2 separate regions of the Homo sapiens genome follow, and region 2 is linked to region 1. A link is an interaction called in ENCODE POLR2A ChIA-PET data of the cell type or tissue named here. Cell type or tissue: PC-3. All regions are shown on one strand. Each heading gives the region's core, and the rest is flanking DNA. Links, peaks and the distances in the headings are about the cores only. Region 1 has its middle 68 kb from the start of NGF-AS1. Region 2 has its middle 100 kb from the start of NGF.

What was found. Peaks named below come from ENCODE experiments on the same cell type or tissue, not always from the same donor. Only the 100,000 strongest peaks of a DNase experiment are listed, where the experiment ranks them.
Region 2: POLR2A ChIA-PET joins it to region 1 with 10 read pairs; 3 of 35 experiments call an interaction of 5 or more read pairs at or near these places.

The regions. Positions count from the first base shown.
Region 1 is chr1:115,209,308-115,220,053 of GRCh38, forward strand. No RefSeq gene overlaps it. Among named protein-coding and RNA genes, the nearest start is that of NGF-AS1, 68 kb to the right of the region's middle. In PC-3, for the core only: no CTCF peak of the experiment used is centred there; a DNase peak (open chromatin) is centred at 6,614; H3K4me3 peaks cover 875 bases; H3K27ac peaks cover 2,055 bases.
Region 2 is chr1:115,434,338-115,445,083 of GRCh38, forward strand. No RefSeq gene overlaps it. Among named protein-coding and RNA genes, the nearest start is that of NGF, 100 kb to the left of the region's middle. In PC-3, for the core only: no CTCF peak of the experiment used is centred there; a DNase peak (open chromatin) is centred at 6,534; H3K27ac peaks cover 1,007 bases.

The DNA of each region.
Region 1 (10,746 bases), core at 5,165-7,664:
CTCAGGATGATGGTGAAGGGAGATCCTGTGATGAGAGCTGTGCACCTGGCAGAGAAAAAAATAAACAAACAAACAAAAAGTCAGATAGTAGCAGGTGAGAAAACTTCAGGAGAGGCGTCTTCTAGAAGATATAGTTGACAGATTACCTGGAGTATCTGAATATGTTGAGAGAAAATGTAAACAATTGGCACTGAGTTTGTTGAATTAATCATAGTTAGGAAAAGAAGAAAATGGGGGAAAAGATAATTATTAAATCTAGAGAAAGCAAAAAGTTCTGCAGGGAAGGAATTAATTAGAGCTTACCATAAAACTCAGCTGTGAGTTGCATAATAGTCATCATCCCAAATATTGTTCTAATCAAAGTTGTGATCTACGTATACTGAGAGGTTGAAGGGATGGGAAGAATGTATGTGGCAGAGTGGGCAGGGGATGGGGGCAAGGGAAGAGCCAAACTTCACCTTTTACTGTGAAAACTTAGTTGATAATTCCTAAAACTGGAAAAAAATGTAGCAAATATTTTAAGAGGTAGGAAGTAAATACCCAAGGAACCCAAAGAATCAGCAAGAGGAAATGCAAGGGGTTGCTGTGGGGAGAAAGAAATGCAGGGGCAGGGAGGCTGGGGACTACCATTTGACTTCATAAACTTTGATCTAGTTGACTATGTGCTTGTATAACTTTGATAAAAAACAGTTAAAAAATGGCATGTTCCAGATCCAAGCAGATATGCTCAGGGTTGTCTGTTGTTTTGGGTTATCCATAGACATTAAATGTAGTATTAAACTATTTTATTTTGATATATTATAGGTAAACCAAAAGTATAAATAATAATACAACAAACTCCTGTGTACCTACCAGCTCGCACAAAAGATAAAATATTTAAGGTTCAATCGAAAACTTCTGAGTGCATCTTCCAATTCCCCTCCTCCCCAGAGATAATAATTTTTCTAAATTTGGTATCTTGTTCCCATGCTTGTTTTACTACAAAGACATGTGTCCATAATCTATTAGTAAAGACCTTTGTGGTAATGGTATTATGCATTCATAACGATTGACACATGTATATGACTGAGTCATCTGAGCTTCATCTTGATAAAGCAGATCCTCCTCAATTTCGCCTTGCTTTCACCAATATCCTGTCAAAAGTGCAGTCTTACTGCTGTGCAGTCCTGTGAATGGTGATTGGTCCTGACCCAATCACATGCCGGAAGGAAAAGAAATTCCTCACTCAGAATTCCTCACCTTACATTTCTGCAATGTGCGTTGCCCTGGAAGAGCTTCTTTGGCCTCAGGGAATGTCAAGAAGTTGGGTAAAATGAAAGGGAGAGATCTGTCATCTGACACTGAGCTTCTTTGAGGAAACTTCATTCAGTCATTCAACAAATATGTATTGAGCTTCAGTTCCCTAGAGGCAACAATCCAGATGCAATCTGCTCTCTGGATTTATGATTTAATGGAGCACACAGGTGAGTACATATCTCTGAGACTCAACTCCCCTCGGCTTTGATTTCGTTCCTGGATTTCTGCCTATTCCTCATTACTCTACTTGCTGCCATGATGAGATGCACCTTCCAGCCTAACGCACTATTTTTAGTCTCCAGGGGAAGCTCTCTTCATTCAGACAGAAGCTCCAGGGAGATTTTAGTGTTCCCAACAACTTCAGAATGGGGGTTTGTACTTCCAGGCAGAGCCAGTCATGTGACATATGAAGGCTTAATTTACCCACCTAGAATTTAGTGCCCACTGGAGCTGGCCATTTCACAGTCTCCTGTTTACAGGTTGCTCCAGCCCTGCTGGCCCCTGCTTCCACATCTGTGTGGGGGCCCTGGTGGCTCACTGCAGGCCCTGTGCCCTCTTCATGACACACTATGCTGGGATGATGTCCTCTGTGGAAACCTCTTGAGCGCAAATGGCCCCTTTATGACAGAAACACCACAAGTACATTCCCCAAGGGTGCTGTTTGCTGTGGTAGTCCGTCTACAGATTTTCCCACCAGGATCCTGGAGCAGGTCCAGTTTGGAATTGCCACCCATGAGAAGGGAACAGATGACCATGGAATGAAGTAATAGCCCTTCCCCCTTCCCTCTTCAACCCTTTGATTTCGGAGGATCTGCATTCACTATTAGTGGTCAGGAGTCCTGCAGCTTCCTTTTGAATTAGGAAGATATGGGAATAAGAGGTCTTTTAGGCACTTAAAAGTGGCAACAAATAACCCACAAAACTACTATCTACAGCTTGAGCAACCCTTACTATGAACCTCCCTGGATCTCAGCCATGAAAACAACTCAAGCCAACCTCCAAAATAGGCTCCTTGCAGATGCTTTCTTTAAAAAAAAAAAAAAAAAAGCAAAATTAAAAAAAACAACAACAAAAAATTCATCCAGAAGCAATAATAAATATTTGTAGAATGCAGTTCTACTGTTGGTTACTTGGCTCAAGTTTATCTGTGAAAAATATGTTATGGGCTGACAAATAGCATGGCTGTCAAGAAATTTATCACCATTTTTCCCCACAAAGCAGCTGGTTTCAGATTCAAATGAGGCTCTGCACTGTGATTTCGCCTTTACCGAAGTTGCCAAGGAAAGGTCCATGAGGCATGGAGAAGACTCCTGCTGAGGGTGGTCCCCACATTATTCTTTGCATTTTCTAGAAGGCCTTTCAGATTGAATACATGGCCATTTATTGAAAAAGGCCAGCCGGGCCTGGTGGCTCACACCTGTAATCCCAGCACTTTGGGAGGCCAAGTTGGGCAGATCATGAGGTCAGGAGCTTGAGACCAGCCTGGCCAACATAGTGAAACCGTGTCTCTACTAAAAATACAAAAATTAGCCGGGTGTGGTGGCGTGCACCTGTAGTCCAGTTACTCAAGACCTTGAGGCAGCAGAGTCGCTTGAACCCGGTAGATGGAGGTTGCAGTGAGCCGAGACTGCACCACTGCACTTCAGCTTGGGCAACAGGGCAAGGCTTCGTTTATAAAAAAAAAAGAAAAGAAAAGAAAAAAAGAAAAAGGCCTACATTGCATTAGATAGCTCCCTATGTAGGCACTTTTGCAAATTTTGGCTCCTTTGAGCTTCAGGGCAATGTTTCTTGGTAGATAATACCACAAACTCCATTTCACAGACAAAATGCAGATCAGAGAGGGGGAAGCAACTTGCTCAGAAAGTGGCAGATTATTCTGGTTTTATGAAGCTGAGTTAGTGTTCCTTACTGTTCTTATAACCACTTATTCTTTTTTAATGACAACTTAACGAGAGGAGTTAATAAGTGATTACACTGAATCACAGCCATGTCCTACCATCTTAGAATGGTGCCTTGCAAACCTGACCTCTACCTGAAATTATGGACTAATTTCCAACTGTCTACTCAACATCTCCCTTGGATAGCTAGTATGCTTCTCCAAGTTGACAAGACCAAAACAAATCTTTTGAGGTTTACCTCCAAGTCAGCTACTCCCATAGTTTTCTCTATTTCTGTAAATCACCCCACTACCTACCCACTAGCCTAAGCCAAATTCTCATCCATGAGAAATCCTATTGAAAAATACAACAAAATCAGTGCACTTCTTTCTTCTCTACCCCTCCTGCTCTAATCCTTCTTCTCTCTCTTACCAAGATCATTATAGAAGAGCAGTAGTAGCCTGTTCTCTGATTCTTCTATTTTTACTCTTCCCTTCAATCCCTTCTCCATTTTCCATACACAAATCAAATAAAAATGCAATTTCTTACCCAAAGCTCTTCAATGGCTTGACCCTTCAATGGCTTTTAGGTTAAAATCAGAACTCCTACGTGACTTCCTTATTTGCCCCTCATCTCACACCAATCTTACATTCCCCACCACGCCAGCTACTCTGGCCATCCTCTCTCTTTCTTGAACATGCCAAGCCAATATCATTCCTGTCTCAAGACGGGTGTTACTCCCCTTGCCTCTGATTGTTGCATGCCTGGCTCCTGCTTGGCCTTAGATCTTAAGTGTCACTTCCTCAGAAAAGGCTTTCCTGATCACCCAACTTAAAGGAAAACTCAGTTATTTTCTATGACATCATCACCATTTTCCTAATTTTTCTTTATAGTACGTACTGATAGCTGGTTGTATTCATGCACTTAATATTTACTTCCCCCTGTAGAATGTAGATTTGGACTGATTTTTCTTATTTGTCTCCAACACCCAGAACAGTTTTCCTCAACACCTAGAACAATGCATGACACAGAATAGGCATATCATATGAATGCTTTTGTGTGTAGCCGCAAAGAATGGTTTCTGGGAGATTTTTCTAGGTGTCTTCTATGACCCAGCCCTCAGAGGTAGAGATGTACACTGTTCTTTTTTATATGTCCAGAAAAAAGGTGACAATTTCAGAGATTAATGTTGCATTCAAGGACACAAACCTAGTTCGTGAGAGAGTTACAGCTAGACCTCAGGTCTCTTTTCACGGGACCACTATCGACTGTCTCTCACTCTGTCTCCAGGATGTCAAGGGCTTGCTGTGTGAATAGTGAAGCCTTCTTCATCTTCCTTAAATAAAAGTTTGTCTTTAATTAAGTCAAATAATTTGCTCATTTATTTAATCTTCATGCACTTATTTGACAAACATATACTCAATGTTCAGTGTTTCCAAACACTTTGATATGATTGTAGAAGAGGTTCTGTATTTGTGGCCTGAGCTTTCTGAAAAAGAAAAGGAACTGATTGCAGCTGCTGGGGGATTTCTGGCCAATCAGAAGGAACATTTGACTAAAGAGCTGAGTCTACTCCTAGGAGACTGAGAGTTGGCCTATGGGAAAAATTCTCAAAGACCCTACTGCCCCCACAACATCTCCCTCACTGTGTTTGTCATCAGGAGTTACATGGGTACCACAGTGTGTGTACCTCTGGGGCTAGCAATATGGGAGCTCTCCCCCATGGACCCTCGGCTTGGCAGCCTGAGGTCTAGCTAAAACTTTACAGGCATGTACAGGTGAAGGCAAATAGTATGACTCATGGCAGAATGACAGAGATGTGTTGGACTCTGGCCTTTTTGGTCACATTTTGAGTGCTTTGCCCCACTGGTCCTGCCCTTCCCTAATGTTACATACCCTGAAGAAAGAAACTGAACAATATATTTTAAGCAAATGTCATGTGAGTGAGCCTATCCTGGCTACCTTAGTTACACTGTAGTTCTCCCCCTACTTGGTCCTCCCCACCCCCATTCCCTATCTGTTTTGCCCCATAGCATTTATTAGTCTCAAACCCACTAGATAATATATTACTTCTTTGCTTATTGCAGCCTCCCTTTACTGAAGGGAGCTGAATGTAAGCTCCTCCATGAGGGTGGGATTTTTTTTGTTTACTTCTGCATCCCTAGCACCTTTAAGAGTGTCTGGACATTATAGATGATTAGTAACTATTTGTTGAATGAAAAAGTAAATCAGACACCATGAAGTATGCAATATTTTTGACCTAGAAATTCTATTTCTAGAAATCTATTCTTCACAAATAGGCATGAATGAATGGAAAATATGTGAACTAGTATTGTTCATTTCCTTATTATTTAGAAGTGTGAAAAATGAGAAAGAGCCATTCAGCAATAAGGGATTATTTAAATAAACTGTGGTACATTTATACAATAGAATGTTATCAACTTAAAATTCATGTCTGAGAAGAATTTTTAATAACATGGAGACGTGTTAGGATACGTTGTTAAATGCAAATAATGAGTATTGTAGAATTTGATTGCAAATTTGTAAAATGCCTATGTATGCAGACACAGAAAAAATAGTGGAAAGATAACCAAAAGTTGACAGTAGTTATCTCTGGGAGATGGAGTTAACAGATTATTTCAATTTTCCTTTTTTGTGCTTTTCTCTGTTTTGAACTTTTCTATGATGGAGAGAGGACGGCATTGGTGATGGTGGGTGTTTCCCCCGGGCCTGGGGCACTGGGAGAAATGACCTTCTCTTTGTTACCTCCAGGTAACCACAGCCTCAGGGAGACCCCTCTCACACAGATGCTGGGGCTTGGTCATGTGACTTGCTTTGGCCAATGGAGCTTTAGCAAACATGAAACATTTAAAAAGCACTTCTGCGTTGGGACTATCTTGCTGCTGGGAGTTCTTCTCCCTTCATGTGAACAAACCTGCACTGATAAAAGATTGATGGGAGAACAAACCTGCAGGATTAGAGGCTATATGACAAGAAGCTTCAGCCATCCCAGCCATGCCAGTCATCCCAACTGAGAGACCTCAGACGTGAGGTCACAATATGGTGGCTACTAAACATTTAAAACGTGGGTAGTCGACATGCGGATGTGCTGTCTGTATTGTATAAAATGCACACTGGATTTTGAAAATTTGTATGATAAAACAAATGCCAAATATTTCATTTATAATTTTTCTGTTAATTATATATTGAAATAATATTTTGAGTACATCAGGTTAAATGTTAGAATATTATTAAAATTAACTTTACTAGTTTCTTTTAATTTTTAAAAATGTGGGTACTTGAAAATTTTGAATACATACATGGTCTGTATCATATTTCTATTGGACAGCTCTATACTAGACCATGTAGCCACAGCCAAGTCATCCCAGACCAGAACCACCTAAGTGACTCAGAATTAAAGCAAATAAAATAGTTGTTACTATAAATCACTGATTTGAGATATTTCATTCTTTAGCAAAAAGTCTCTAATATCACAAGTATACTGTGTTTTACAGATCCTACCAACTTCACTTCTTGGCCTTATAGGAAGGAGCCACAGTCCCAAAGAAGTCTGGGGAGAGCAGGATGTGGCAGAGAACAATGATCGGTGCCTTGGTGTGGAACGGGGAGCATTGGTGAAAGGGTGCAGAGTTTGGGGGAGGGGAAAGCTGAGGGTTCTTGGCCTTCTCAGATTCCCAGTCTGGAAGGCACACTTGCTCAGCCTGCGGCCTGGAGAGCAGGGGCTTGGGAAATGCTGGAGAGGCCCTTTCTCCCCTTTCCCGCTCACACCCTCCTTTCCTATCTGCCCTGTCTGTGCTCTGCTGTCCTATCCCACAGAGTTCTGTGGGAAAAAACACTACATCAACAACAACAAGATAATAAAGGGCATGTCAATGAGAGAGCAGGACAGGGGAGGGGGAAAGGGTGATTTTGGCAGCAATACCCCATCATCTAGTGCCTCTGCACTTCCCTCACCTCCCTCCTCCCTGAACCAGATGGGATTGGAAGTCAGAGCTGAAGGAAGCCATAGAGATTGCCCACCTAACCCCTTTCTCTTACTGATGAGGAAACTAAGCCCCAAAGACATTGGCTGATTTGCCTAGGGTCACACAAGAAATTTGTGATGGTCAGGTCAAGAATTCAGTTTCCAGACTCTCAGCCCAGTGCTCTTTCTGCCACTCCCCATGATACCAGCTTGTCGGGTATCAGTCATGTTACACTCAGCCTTGGCTTTTGGAGACCCATTTCCAAGGGCAGTGTGAATCCAAGGGTTTCTTTTTGCCTGAGCACCATTTCTCTCTTTGAGCTGATTCCTCCACTGCTACTTAACTTTGGCTCCAAGATGTCAGAGGTTCAGAGTCCATTCCCATGGGGGCCTCTCTTTCCTCCTGCGGTGCTTTCCTTGGGTGGACTCTCACTTCTGTCCCCTCTCACCTTCTGCTGTATGCTGATTAAACAGAGCTATAGGCCCTGGAATGTTTCTGCAGCCAGCACACAGAGACTGATCCTGTAGCACAGGGACAAGGATTGACAGCCTTGCCAGAACCTCTCAGGCAATGGGATGAGGGAGTGGGATTGGCTGGGAGTAATGTGAAGGAGGGTGAGGAAGTCCTGGAGGCACCTCTTCTCTCCCTGTGCATGCCCAAATGATGAGCTGGGCTGGGATAATCCTTGTATCTACTCTGCTTCTGAGCACAGCCCACTTTGGAAGCCAACTCTTTCATACTTACACCATTTACTGCCTCGCTGCATTTATCATGTGACTCCAATGTGGACAATCTGTGGCTGTTCTCCATGATTTGAGCACATGCCGAGATGCTGTGATCATCTCAGGGATGTTGGCATCCACTCGGACCCATCCCTGCACTCTCCCAGCTCAGTTTCTTGATGGAGTCAGCTCCACTGACTTATCTCTGTTTCGCGTTAGCTGTTGTTGGCCAAATCTTGGGACTGATTGCTAGGCCATCGCCAAACACAGACTTGCTTATCTTCAGGATTCCACAATCTCTGGCTCTACTCTCCTGTGCATTCAGTCTTTTCACTCTGCTACATCTGTGAAGCGTTCTTTTTCTCTTAGTTCTCCTTGCTGACTCGGTCCCCTATCTGGGTGAAGGCACACAGTGCTTCCCTTCTAGAAGCTTGCTTCCTTTCCTTGGGACAGAAGAATTCATGCCTGAAAGGCTGCTTAATGTCAACAAAACAACATGCAAAGAGGCGTTGAAACCAACAACCTAAAAAGGGTCTGATTAAAAAAAATTCTGTCCAGTGTGTAGAACTTTGTCACCATGATGCTAAGCATCTTAATATTTTCAAAGCATTCTCCACTTTTCAGCCAGATGTTTGAAGTCAGGCAGATGTGCCTAATATTGCATAATTACAAAGCTGCTTACTCTCAGTTTCAGGAGGCAAACGTGGCCCAATCCAGGGAAATCAGCAGATGGCATGTCATGGCCATCGCAGATCTGAGGAGCTGGCCTTTGGGTGATTTCTGGTCCACATGACAAACATTCAAGGTGAATTAGAGGAGAAAAGCTACATGAAGTGATGTGCAAGTTGAAAAGAGAAAAGGGTGTGGTGCTATCCAGGAACCATCTAACGAAAAACCTCTTGCAAGGCAGATTGAGAATTTTAAAACAACACTCTCCGACCCAACTGCCCCGTGACATCTGTTAACACAAAAGGCAGAACTATTTCCAGGAAAAGCTCTCAGTGTTTGCAAGGGTGAGACCCTTCTGATGTTTTTGCAACTTTAGTTAAAGAGCCGAGGGATGGATTCACATCCTCGGCATTTCCCATGGGGGAACTCACAGACCGGTTGTACACAATGGTGTACATTCAAATGAAAAGAGAAAAAGTCAATCAGTTATCCAGATGTTTTTGAATTGTACCTGGACATAGCCACAGTGGGGATTTGGTCCATGGTAATAATATATTATTCTTGCAAGATGGTGAGAGAAAAATGTTCTGAAAGGAAAAAGAATGTGTTTTCTTCATACCCTTTTATACTTTCTTCTCCTTTTGGGGTTTATGTTTAACAGCATCCAGCAAAACAGAACATGGAGACTGAGGACAGAAAAGAGAAAGAAGCGTAGGGCAAGACCCCTCCTCCAAATTGCAGGTGGGTGCTCCTGGTTGGATAGAAATAGACTTGGAGTGGGGTAGGAGTTGTGGAAACAATACTTAGGCAGAGCCTGGCAGCTCCAGGGTGAAGGAGCAGATACATAGTAGGTGGGCACTCAGAAAGTATGAATGGCATTAAACACGACAGTTTGTTTCTCACATAGTTTTTTAGTATTTCTTTCTTTGAAGTCTAAACTTTCACCATTAGAAATCTAGTTCTTTGACTTAAGGAAAAGGTTCTCAGACATAAGTGTGCATAGGAGTCATCCTAGAAATATGTTAATTTGCAGGTTTCTGGGTGGAGGCCACTCTCAGAGATTCAGATTCAGTAGGTCTGGGGTGGTTCCCATGAATGTGCACTATGAACAAGTATCCCAAATGGTTCTAGCGTGTCTCTACTTTGTGAGACAATTAAGGCATTGCCTATTCCAGCTATTCTCTTTCAAAAGAAGACACAGGCTGCAAAGAGTAACCGTCCATCCACAGTATGGGAACCAGGTTCCAGAAAAGCTAGGGTCTAATCTCAGCTCTCCACCCTTCTTGCTGTATGATTTTGCGCCATACAAATACACTCTAAGAAATTCATTTTCCTCACCCACAAAATGGAGAAGAAAATTTTAGCCTAAATACCTGTCTGACTGATGGGTCAATGTAATAACATTATTAAATAAAATGATTAATGTAAAAGCCTTGAAGAGGCTTTGAAAAGTATTTCATTCTATCCACATATAAATTGTTCTTATTATTTCCCATTATCACCCATTAACACATGCATTTGAACTAGTTTGCGAGATTAAGCATTAGTGTAAGAGATGAACTTAGAGCGTAAGGGATAGCTCAGAAAGGGAAGGTGTGGGTAGTGCCACTGTGGCTTGCCCAAGGCTGCCAGGACGGCTCAGGAGGACCCCGAGATGGGGAGATAGGCGAAGTATGGGGATGAGGGGTGGGGTGAGCATTGGAGAAAATCTGAACTTCACAGTTTTGTTTCAGGTTTCAGGTTATTGGGCACTAATAATGTGCTTGGGGAGAGTTCTGTGTTTTTTACTCTCAAGATATTTTAATAAGCCTTGAGAGACCCACAGAGTAGAGTGTAGGAGGACAGTTTTTTGTGGAAAAATAAAGAAGAGGAACATTATGGAAATTGTATGGGAAAAGAATCAGCTTCAATGTAAAACTTAAAGAACGTATTCAAACCAACCACAGACGGCCTCTCACCTTCTGGATAATCTTGCTCTACTTTTGGACAACAAGAATGGTTGGCTATCTTCATATCCCCTAGGCTGGTTTAGAAATAGCCACTTCCTTTGGGAATTCAAGCCAATAAAGAACCCTGCCTTCCAAGGGTGGAGAACTGAGCTATGTGTGTGTGCATTCATCTCCCACAAAGAGGGGCGTAACATCTCCATCTCCCCTGCTGCTTGCGATTAGCAAATTTGGGAACAGGGGAATGATG
Region 2 (10,746 bases), core at 5,539-8,038, 230 kb after region 1:
GAATGCAAATAATCCTTTAAAAAATAAAAGAAAAAAACCAGAATTACAAAATTTAGGGTGTTATTTTAGAAACCAACCACTTTTTGCCCAATGATTTAACTACTGTTTCCTTATTGCTAACTTGCAAAGAGTGGACGTAATTTCTTTATTTCCTTCATCATTTCCTGAAGCTACTCATTCCTTTAGGAGGTGAGGTGCTGGGGAGAGAAGGTCAGTTCAACTTTGGTCACCATGGAGTTTGGGCTGGTTTCAACTGCTTCCCATCAATGTTTTTCTGGCTTCTGTAAGTTATTACCTATGGGCTATTGGCCCTGGAGACACCATAGTTCATGGCTCACATGGTTTGTTCCCATGCCAGTCAGAAAGTGCAGATTCTCCCAAACAACCATCAAGAACTGGGTGTTATGGACTCAGGCCAAGAGGGTTCCAGCTGAGGCTACTATGGTGCAGGTCTACATTAGCAGGAGACCCTGGTGGTGTTCTTCTGCTTAGGGGACCCTACCCAGGGGTGGAGCCACCAGGCCTGGGCACCAGCACTCGTTGGGCAGCCTCCCATTCCAACTGCTTGGCCCTTCATAGGGAAACTGATTTTACAGTTTCTCTATTTGGGACATCAAGATAGGTTGCCATGGAAAAATGACATCTTCTAATTAAAAACACAGAGAGGTCACAAGTTTCCCAGAACAACTAGGGCACAGATCCTAAAGGGAAAGAAATGAAACATTTGAAAAGAAAAAAAAGAGTCAAACAAACCTCCAGGGCTGTGTCAGGCTGTAACTTTCCAAACCTGAATGAGATGCCTTGCATGGATGGGGGATGCTGAGAGGATAGTCTAAGTTCACCGCTGATGGATGCTGTTTTCAGCTGGCAAGGCCTCAGTCAGGCAGCAGATCTGGGATGCTCAGGAATATTGACCTAGGATGATTATTCTGAGCTATCATTTAAACTGTGCATTTCTGGATTTTCCTCCTGAGATGTGGGAGGGTAAACGGAAGGACAGAAATGAGAAATCAGAAGGCCACTAGTTCCAAAGGAGCACAATCCTGTTGCCCTCTGCCAATTTCCCTCCTTTGTACTGTACCTTGTACTTGTATTGACAATAACACCTGCGACCTGTGTCGTGCTTAATTGTGTCTCCCACACTGGGCTGTAGACTTCTCCAGGACAGGCACAATGTTATGTTTATTTCTGTATGGCCAGTGCCTAATATATTGTTTGGCACATAGAGCATGTACAGTAAATCCTTGTTGAATGAACATTAATAATAAGAAGAAGAGCTGTCATTTACTGAGGGCACTGGGTAGTGGGATATTATTCATCTTCTTTTACAGTAAAGAAACTTCAGTTCAAGGGGGGCAAAGCAACTCACATAAGTCCTTGGAACTAATAAATGACAGAGCTGGGACTTAGATCCAACACTGTCAGACTGCAACGCTCAAGAATAAATGGATCCCTGTGGGGCTCATTTTCTCTCACTCAGAGGCTGATTAACCAACATGTGGTTTGAGGGGCCCTTTGCTGTGGCTCCTTTTCCCTCTCATTGACCACTTCTTGGCACCCTCAAGTCTCCCAGTAAGCCCTGGACTAGAGAAAGTAAGAGAAACAAAAAATCTGCACTTAGTCTGGCTGCTTGGCCAAGGCTCATATAAAAAGGGAAGCTCACAATGGCAATTGGGTAAGGATGGGAAGTGGCAGTGGGTAAGGATGGGAAGCTCAGAGTGCCTTTCTTTCCCCTCTTCCTGCCCATCCCTGTGAGTGCCCCCCTCTCACATGCAGGAAGGTGTAATTCCACTCCTAGGACAATGAAGCAGCCACATAGGCACTACCAGCTGTGCTGATCAACCCCTTCTTTCTGGGGATTGGATTCAGAGTGGAATCCCACACTAGAAATTCATAACAATAAGATGAATGCTGTGCTGATATACCCCTTCTCCCTGGGGAGGTAGGGATCCTTAGCTTGGATTGAATTTAGAGTGGAATCCCACACTAGAAATTCATAATAATAAGATGAATATCGTGGTTCTCATTTAGCCAATACCATCATGTTGCACAGCTCTGAGCAACAGTGCATAGAATATGATGTGAATAGCACCCCTGAGAGCTGTGAAAGTTTTTGATGTGATCTTTCAACTTTCAAGTGTATTTTGTATTTTGCGTTGTAAGCAGTGGATAATAACGTTAGTAGCCTGTGGTCGTTTAGAAAGGCCTTTATGCACATTATTTCATTATTACCCTGTGAGGCAGGTAGCACTATTAACCCCCTTAGAGATGATGATGCTGAGGCTTTGAGAGATGCATCATCTTCTCTCTGTCAGAACTACTCAAAGTGTATTTCCACAGGCTGGAAATAGCAATATAAACCAGAAGCTTGTTAGAAATGCAAATGCCCAGGCCTCACCCTGGGCAGACTGAATCTGGGTGACAGGGCCCAGGATTCAGCTCTCCAGGAGGTTCCTGTGAGTGCTCAAGTTTCAGAAGCACTGCCCCAGGACACAGAATAATGGTCAGAGGCTGAATTCAAATTCAACCCTCCCTCTCTCACTCCAAGTTACCCTATGCTGGAGGTACTGAAAAAGGTGCAGAGGAAGGCCAAAACCTTGAATACAAATCATAGGACAGCTTTTATTTGTTGAGAGAATGTGAACTAGGCATTTACCCTCTTATTCCTCTAAAAAAGAATAGGCATACTATTTCAATTAACTTTACTGGGCAGTTGTGAAAACCAAATGAATTAATGTATGTTAAAGTACCTTGTAAACTGCTAAATACCAAACTGTTAAACACCATAAACTTTTGTTGTTTATTGTTATAATTACAGTAAATGTTAGATTATTATTTTATTTCAAACATAAAAAATAGAAACTAATGGGTAAAGTGAGTTTTAAAGTATCTAATTTCCCGGAAGTTTCCATTGCATAATCCTATTCTGGAAATACAAAATTATTGTCATGGAAAAGAAAATGAAGGTACACTGAGTGAGCCCAAGTTGGTGAACAATGACAACAATCATCACCATAATTGTTTGTGTATGAAGCAGAGGTGCCGCTCTGTCTACCCACAGAAGCGCAGCTGACAGAATGGACGGAATATAAGGTCAGACTCAGAACACCTGCATTCTCTCCAGGCTTCTCCACTGACGGGTTATTCGATCTCAGACAAGGCACTTCACCTCTCAGAGCCTCGTTCCTTGCTTGTAAATTTGAAATCATAATAATAACTACTTTAGAATAATAATGACTTATTTGATGTGAGTCTCAGTTAAGAGAATGTCTGTGAAAGTGCTCTGCAAACTGCAATTCACTGCACAAATGTTTTTTTTTTTTTGTTAAAGCTGGCTGACTTGTCTGTTATACTTTATTGTTGCTGCTTTTTTTATTATTATACTTTAAGTTTTAGGGTACATGTGCACAATTGCACAAATGTTAATTGTTCTAGTCGCTGTTGTTATTTACAGTAGGAGAGACTAAAAGGCTCTGAACAAAGAAAACAATGGCTTATAATGGAACTCTTGAGACCTGCTAGCAGTAAGGCTAGGAAAGTAAAAAGACAAGAGGGGAAAAAGCTCTTTAGCTCTCCAGACACTGAGCAGTGCAGGGCAGCTCTCTTGGGTTTGAGGGTGGGTGAGGAAGCCCAGAGCCCGAAAGGCTGCAGGTGTTGCTTCAGAGAAGGTCTCCTCCTGAGGGCCATGCAGCCACCTGATGTCAGAGGATCAGGCATTGGAACTCGGTGCAGCAGACCAGAGCATCCAGCTCAGTGCTATCACAGGCCTGGCCCAACAAGCCAGGACTCACTTTCACAACTTTTCACTTTCATCTCAAACGTAGACTTCGGATGTTATTTCCAAATGAGCTTATACAGTCACAGAGAAACTGATGGAACAAGATGTTACTCATACAACCTTAAAAGTATGTGTCTGATCATTAAGCTGTGTCACTTGGGCATCACCAGCGATTTTTTTTTTTTTAAATAAATCCTTGGGCTATGTTGTGCATTATCCAATTATACTTTTAAAATAAAATATTAATTTATTCATTATATGATGTTTAAAATAGACCATAATTTTTATGAATCTGTTCTGACCCATCTTCATTTTTCACTACATCAGGAGCCTCTGCGAAGCCCCCAGTCAGGTTCAGCAGCTCTAGTAATCACTCTGCTACGTGGGACGTAGCTGGGAAATTGTCATATATACATAGATATGCTTGGGTTTTACTCGAGTAATGTTAAAATAACAACAAACTTCATTTTGTTCATGACCTTGGAAGAGACAGCTCATCTCTGCTCCAACTCAGAATGGACTGCTGTGGTTCAAGGGTTGGGGACTAGAATCCCCTTGAGGCTTGCTCACTCACACATCTGGTGCCCAGGCCAAGAGGACAAACAGTTTAGGGCTCAGACAGTCAGGACTCCTCCATCTCTCTCTTCATGGTCAGTTACTGATTGCAGTACAAGATACTGGGCAGCTGAGATTAGGCTGCTCACACAATAGACTCACATGAAGTGATAAGTACTTATTTTCTAATGCACTCCTTAGAAAATTTTTTCAGGTTATTGTTACTGATATACCTTAGTGGAAATTCAAGGACAGATGTGTGGTGTGGTCAGGTGTGTGAAAGTCTGGTTTTCGGGGATGTTACCAAAGGAAACATACTCGGTTTCTGGTTTGAATATGGGCATTTCTCATGCTTTTACTTCAGAAGACAGAAATGAACAGTTACACTGAGCTGGCTACCTCCAATCCTATCAAGAACTACTCATTTCTGTCCAGGTGTGGTGCCTCACACCTGTAATCCCAGCACTTTGGGAGGCTGAGGCAGGCAGATCACCTGAGGTCAGGAGTTTGAGACCAGCCTGGCCAACATGGTGAAACCCTGTCTGACATGGTTTGGCTCTGTGTCCCCACCCAAATCTCATCTTGTAGCGCCCATAATTCCCACTTGTTGTGGGCGGGGCCTGGTGGGAGATGATTGAATCATGAGGTGGGTTTTCCCTGTGCTGCTCTTGTGATAGTGAATGGGTCTTATGAGATGTTATGGTTTATATATATATATATTTATTATACTTTAATTTCTAGGGTACATGTGCACAACGTGCAGGTTTGTTGCATATGTATACATGTGCCATGTTGGTGTGCTGCACCCATTAACACGTCATTTACATTAGGTATATCTCCTAATGCTATCACTCCCTGCTCCCCTCACCCCACAACAGGCCCTGGTGTGTGATGTTCTCCTTCCTGTGTCCAAGTGTTCTCATTGTTCAATTCCCACCTATGAGTGAGAACATGCGGTGTTTGGTTTTTTGTCCTTGTGATAGTTTGCTGAGGATGATGGTTTCCAGCTTCATCCATGTCCCTACAAAGGACATGAACTCATCCTTTTTTATGGCTGCATAGTATTCCATGGTGTATATGTGCCACATTTTCTTAATCCAGTCTATCATTGATGGACATTTGGGTTGGTTCCAATTCTTTGCTATTATGAATAGTGCCGCAATAAACATACATGTGCATGTGTCTTTATAGCAGCATGATTTATAATCCTTTGGGATCTCATCTCACACAAGTTAGAATGGCGATCATTAAAAAGTCAGGAAACAACAGGTGCTGGAGAGGATGTGGAGAAATAGGAACACTTTTACACTGTTGGTGAGACTGTAAACTAGTTCAACCATTGTGGAAGTCAGTGTGGCGATTCCTTAGGGATCTAGAACTAGAAATACCATTTGAGATGTTATGGTTTTAAAAATGGGAGTCTCTCTGCACAATCTCTGACTTTGCCTGCTACCACCCAAATAAGATGTGACCTTGCTCCTCCTTGCCTCTCGCCATGATTGTAAAGTCTCCCCAGCCATGTGGAATTGTAAGTCCAATAAATCTCTCTCTTTTGTAAATGGCCCAGTCTTGGGTATGTCTTTATCAGCAGCATGAAAATAGACTAATACACCATCTCTACTAAAATTACAAAAATTAGCCAGGCATGGTGGCACATGCCTGTAGTCCCAGCTACTCAGGAGGCTAAGGCAGGAGAATCGCTGGAACCCAGGAGACAGAGGTTGCAGTGAACCGAGATCGCACCACTGCACTCCAGACTGGCAACAGAGTGAGACTCCATCTCAAAAAAAAAAAAAGAACTTCTCATTCCTGAAATACATCTTTGGAGAAATTGGCTTTGCTAGGTGCACGTGCCTATGTCTATGTGGGTTGTTACCAAGTTAGCTTGCTTTCCAACTCAAGCTGGGGTTTTAACCTGTGTTGTAGATCAGCCACCACCTTGACCTACGACTTAATCTCTAGAAAGGAGGTGGCAAAAAGTCAAGTGGTTTGGTAAAAAACATAAAATGACAAAGCTGCTCTCAGGGGCCTAATCTCCCCTTTGCTTTCTAAAAAGCCAAACACACTTTAATTGGATTTATATATTTCAAAGCTGATACAGTTGTACCAAACTTCAAGAGAAAGAGCTATAATGTGAAAGTCCACAAAGGGTGCTTGTCTTCCTCAGATTTTTAACTGCCGTGACTAATCAGGATGAGGGCTAGATGCAATGCGAGGTCTTTTAGAAAGCTGATCTATACTTTTGCAAATGCAGAAAATGCCATTCATCTTTGCTTAATAAGAAGGGATCCTTTCTGAAGTATAAAACCCCCACTTTCTGACTAGGACATAGTTTATCTAATGATCTTAAACTGTTCAGCAATGATAAATTCCTTGTGGAACTGCTGGTAAAAGTGGCTCCAGTATGTTGTCTCTAAATGAGACATTTTTAAGGGCTTATATACTAGTATGAACTACTCTGCTTTTTTTTCTTTTGAATTTTCTTTCAAACACATGGAGTTTAAGTTTTTGGCCAAGTTTTGCTGGCCTTGGAGGTATGGTAATAATAATAATGTTTTAACACTTATGTAGCACTATGTGTCAGACACTAAGTGTTCTCTGCATGTTTCCTCAGGTAAACTCCACAATAACACTATGAGGTAGATACCATTATTATCCTACTTTTGCAGATGAGAAAATTAAGGCTCAGAATAACTTCCCCAAGGTCACACAGTTAGGAAGTAATGGAGCTGAAACTTAAGGCAAGACAGTATGTCTACAGAATCCATGCTTACCAAGGACAGGATCCTGGAAAGCTGGTACTTTTAAGGCAGGGACAGAGGTCAAAATGTTTGCGAAGCTCCAAACAGACTGTTAATCACAGGACACTATCATGAGGTGGGCATGTGCCCAGGAGAGCCAATTAGAGTACCTAATTGCTGCACACAGTGACTAGTTAGGAGTAAGCATATAATCCGAAGCAAGATCAATCAGAGTTCAGAAAAACACATAGATTCTAGGAAGCAAGGGCTCTGTCCTTGAGCTGCCAAGGGCCATTTTTATCATCTTGATGCAAGATTCTTCCTGAGAATAAAATTAATACAGAGAAAACCTAAATGAAGAGTTGGGTGGGGAGGGTTAGAACTGAAGACATTATTTGATCCAGCTGGACCTGAAACCCTCCCTACCTCTGCTCCCTGACCTTCCGGTTAAATGAGCCAGTGCATATCCACTTTTGCTTAATCCAATTTCAAATGGGTTTCTGTCATTTTGCAATAAAGGAATCTGACGGATACAGGGATTTTTACCAAAAACTTTTCAGAGAGGCTGTGGGGGCAGGGCAGAGCTAGGAGCACCAAGGGTAGCTTATATGGAAGCAGATTTGGTTCAATGTAAGTCTATATTCAGCAACTGACATAGTAAGTGCTTAAAAACAAACAGAAAACAAACTTCTGTTGAATGAAATACTGAAATCAAATGTTTCTAGGCTAGTCTGTGGGTAGTGGGTATGAATAATGTCACAGTCATAGTAATAACTAAAGTTTCACTGGCCTATCGCATCCACATACATAGGTCAGATCCTCTTGTCCCCCCAAACTCATTCCCAAGTGCCCTTCTGGGCCTGAATGCTCCTGCACTGGGCACTCCTGTCTAAAGTGGTGGACACCTCAGGACCAATGCTGGGAAATGGTTGGAGGTGAGGTGAAGATGGATGTCTTCTCCCTTCAGAGTGGCACTGTCTGTTACGCTGCTCCTGTCTCCAGATCTGACAGAGTTTTAAATGCAGCAGCTTGTTTGGGTTTTGTTTTCAGTTCCTCTGCTCTTTCAGATATTAATCCCATGGAGGACATCTGCCCCAGTGGCAATGATAAGGTACCTCTCCAGGGACACACGGGCAACGGACATGTACAAGGGAGCTAGAGAGGAAGAACCCTTGCACCTCAGAGGACACTTGGTGAACCCCCAAATAACTGGGGAGGCTTTCACACAAGAACTTAGTAGTATGAAGGGAAATGAGTCAACAACAATATAGGATTAAATCGTGGCTGGTAATGTATAGGGACATTCTGGTTTCACGTGTGCTCCTCAGGGAATTTCTATATAATTACACGGCAAGCTCTATGAAAACTGACAAGCAGATTTGACATTTTGTCAATATTCGAGGCTTAGAATGTGTTCATTAAACCTACTAGGGTATTAAAACTTTTTGATTATTTGGCATTATGTATCAAGATCTTGAAAATGTTTTTTACCCTTTGACCAAGAAATTGCATTACTGGCCTCTATCCTAAGGAAACAATATGAAAAATAGGATTAAAGAAAAAAGTTATGAAAAATGATGTTTATAAGCATGTTATTTATAATAGGGAACGTTTTTTCATATATAGGGGGATAGTCAAACTCCTTATCAGTATAAATAGTGGAGAAATATGCACAAATTCCCATAACCTGAGAATGAGAAAAATCTACATCTTTAATAAAAGGAAATATTGATAAATTCAACAACATCAAAAGGAAAAAAATGCATGGCAAAACAGCATTCCCAGATATTGAAAAAAGGACCCACAACCTAACAGAAGAATTAGCCAAAGACATGAACAGACGGGACTCATAAAATGAAATAAAATGGTCTTTAAACATATTAAAGTTGCTCAAGCACACTTATAATTAGAGAAATGCAAACTGATAGTACACCAAGATACCATTTCTCACCTATCAGATTGGTAAAAGCCCCAAAGTTTGATAACAGGTTTTGATGACAAAACTATGAGAAATCAGCATCTCCTTCATTGCTCCTAGGAATGTAGGAAGTAGCAGAGACCTCATGGAGAGAATTGACAACGTCAAGCAAAATTACACATGCGTGGACCTTGGATCTGGCATTCCTAGCTCTGATAATCTATTCCAAAGTTACAGTAGCCCTAATATAAAATAACATGTGTAATAAAAGGATTGGAATCGACTGACTCTCTATCATCAGGGAACTGATTAAACTATCATAAACCCACACAATGGAGTATACGTAACCACAAAAAAGATGAGAAAAAATTTTGTGGAGTGCTTTTTAGGATATATTCTTAGGTGAAAAAAGCAAGATGCAGAAAAACAAAAATAATATGCTATTTTTGTGTAAGGAGAGGTGAAAGTATGAGTATAAATCCACATGTTTATACAGGTACATAATAATTTCTTATATTTGTAAAAAGAAACGCTGGAAGCCTAAATCAAGATCTAATAAAAATGGTTACCTAAAGGATGAGAAGAATGGAATAAAGGCATCATGAGAAAGCAAAATTTATCTGAGTATGCTTTGAACATAGTTCATCTACTATACAAGCTTAGTGTGATTTATCTTAAGGACAGACCAAAAAAACAAGGATAACAACAATAAAAAACTTCAAAGGAATATTAATTTGTATTGTTTGGCATTGTTAGAAGTAATATTAGCATTGTCATTTTGAAACTATTTGTGTCTATGATAGTTTTATAGTGTAAGATTTATATTGTAATTAATGTAAGAAGAGACATAAAAATATAAAATCAAATGTATTAGGTAAAATCCTATAATATTTAAATTTGAATTATAAATATTAGTATACATTTAGAATTATAAAGACACACACACACACACACATATATATATACACATACATTTTTTAAGAAAGAACTTAAAGCTCTGTCTTTGCTCTGTCCATGGAAAAGCTATGGAAGCCAAGCCTCCCATGTACTAATGAACATCCTTAGTATTCAGATTTGGTTTCTAAATATCATTCTAAATATCAATATTCTAAATATCAATAGGAAGGGCTTCCTAGGTGCAATGGCTAATTCCAGGAATAGAGCAGGGAATATACATGAGCCTGACTCATGTTGTTATGCCAGAAAGCAATGAAGCTATCAAAGGTTAATGACATATTATCAAAAAGACATGGAAGCCAGCTTGCAATGGATCCCATGAGCCAAAGTTGGGACAATCTGTGTATTAAAAAGAATAAATTGAAGCACATTAAATATTTTTTAAAAATCAATATGTTACTAATGTTAGTCAAAAGTGAGAAAGCCTCACACTCACCTCTAGAGAAACACCCTAATCTGTTACAATTCAGGGTATCTACTTCACTGGTTTCTTACTCTGAATATTGACAGTTAAATGGAGAGAATCAGACATTTATTTTCCTGTTATGTAGGAACTGCCTTTCAGGATGTGGCAGACTGCACCTTCCAGAGATGGCCACAGTGTTCCCCATCCCACATGCTCTTTTACAGTGTGACTGTTCTACCCTACCATCAAGAAGTGGGCTCTATGTCACCTCCTCTTGAATCTGGGCAGTCTGGTGATGGTTTTGACTAGTAACAAACAGACTACGATGAGAGTAATTCTTTGTGATTTTTGAGGATAGGTCATAAAAGGCAATTCAGCTTCTGTCATGTCT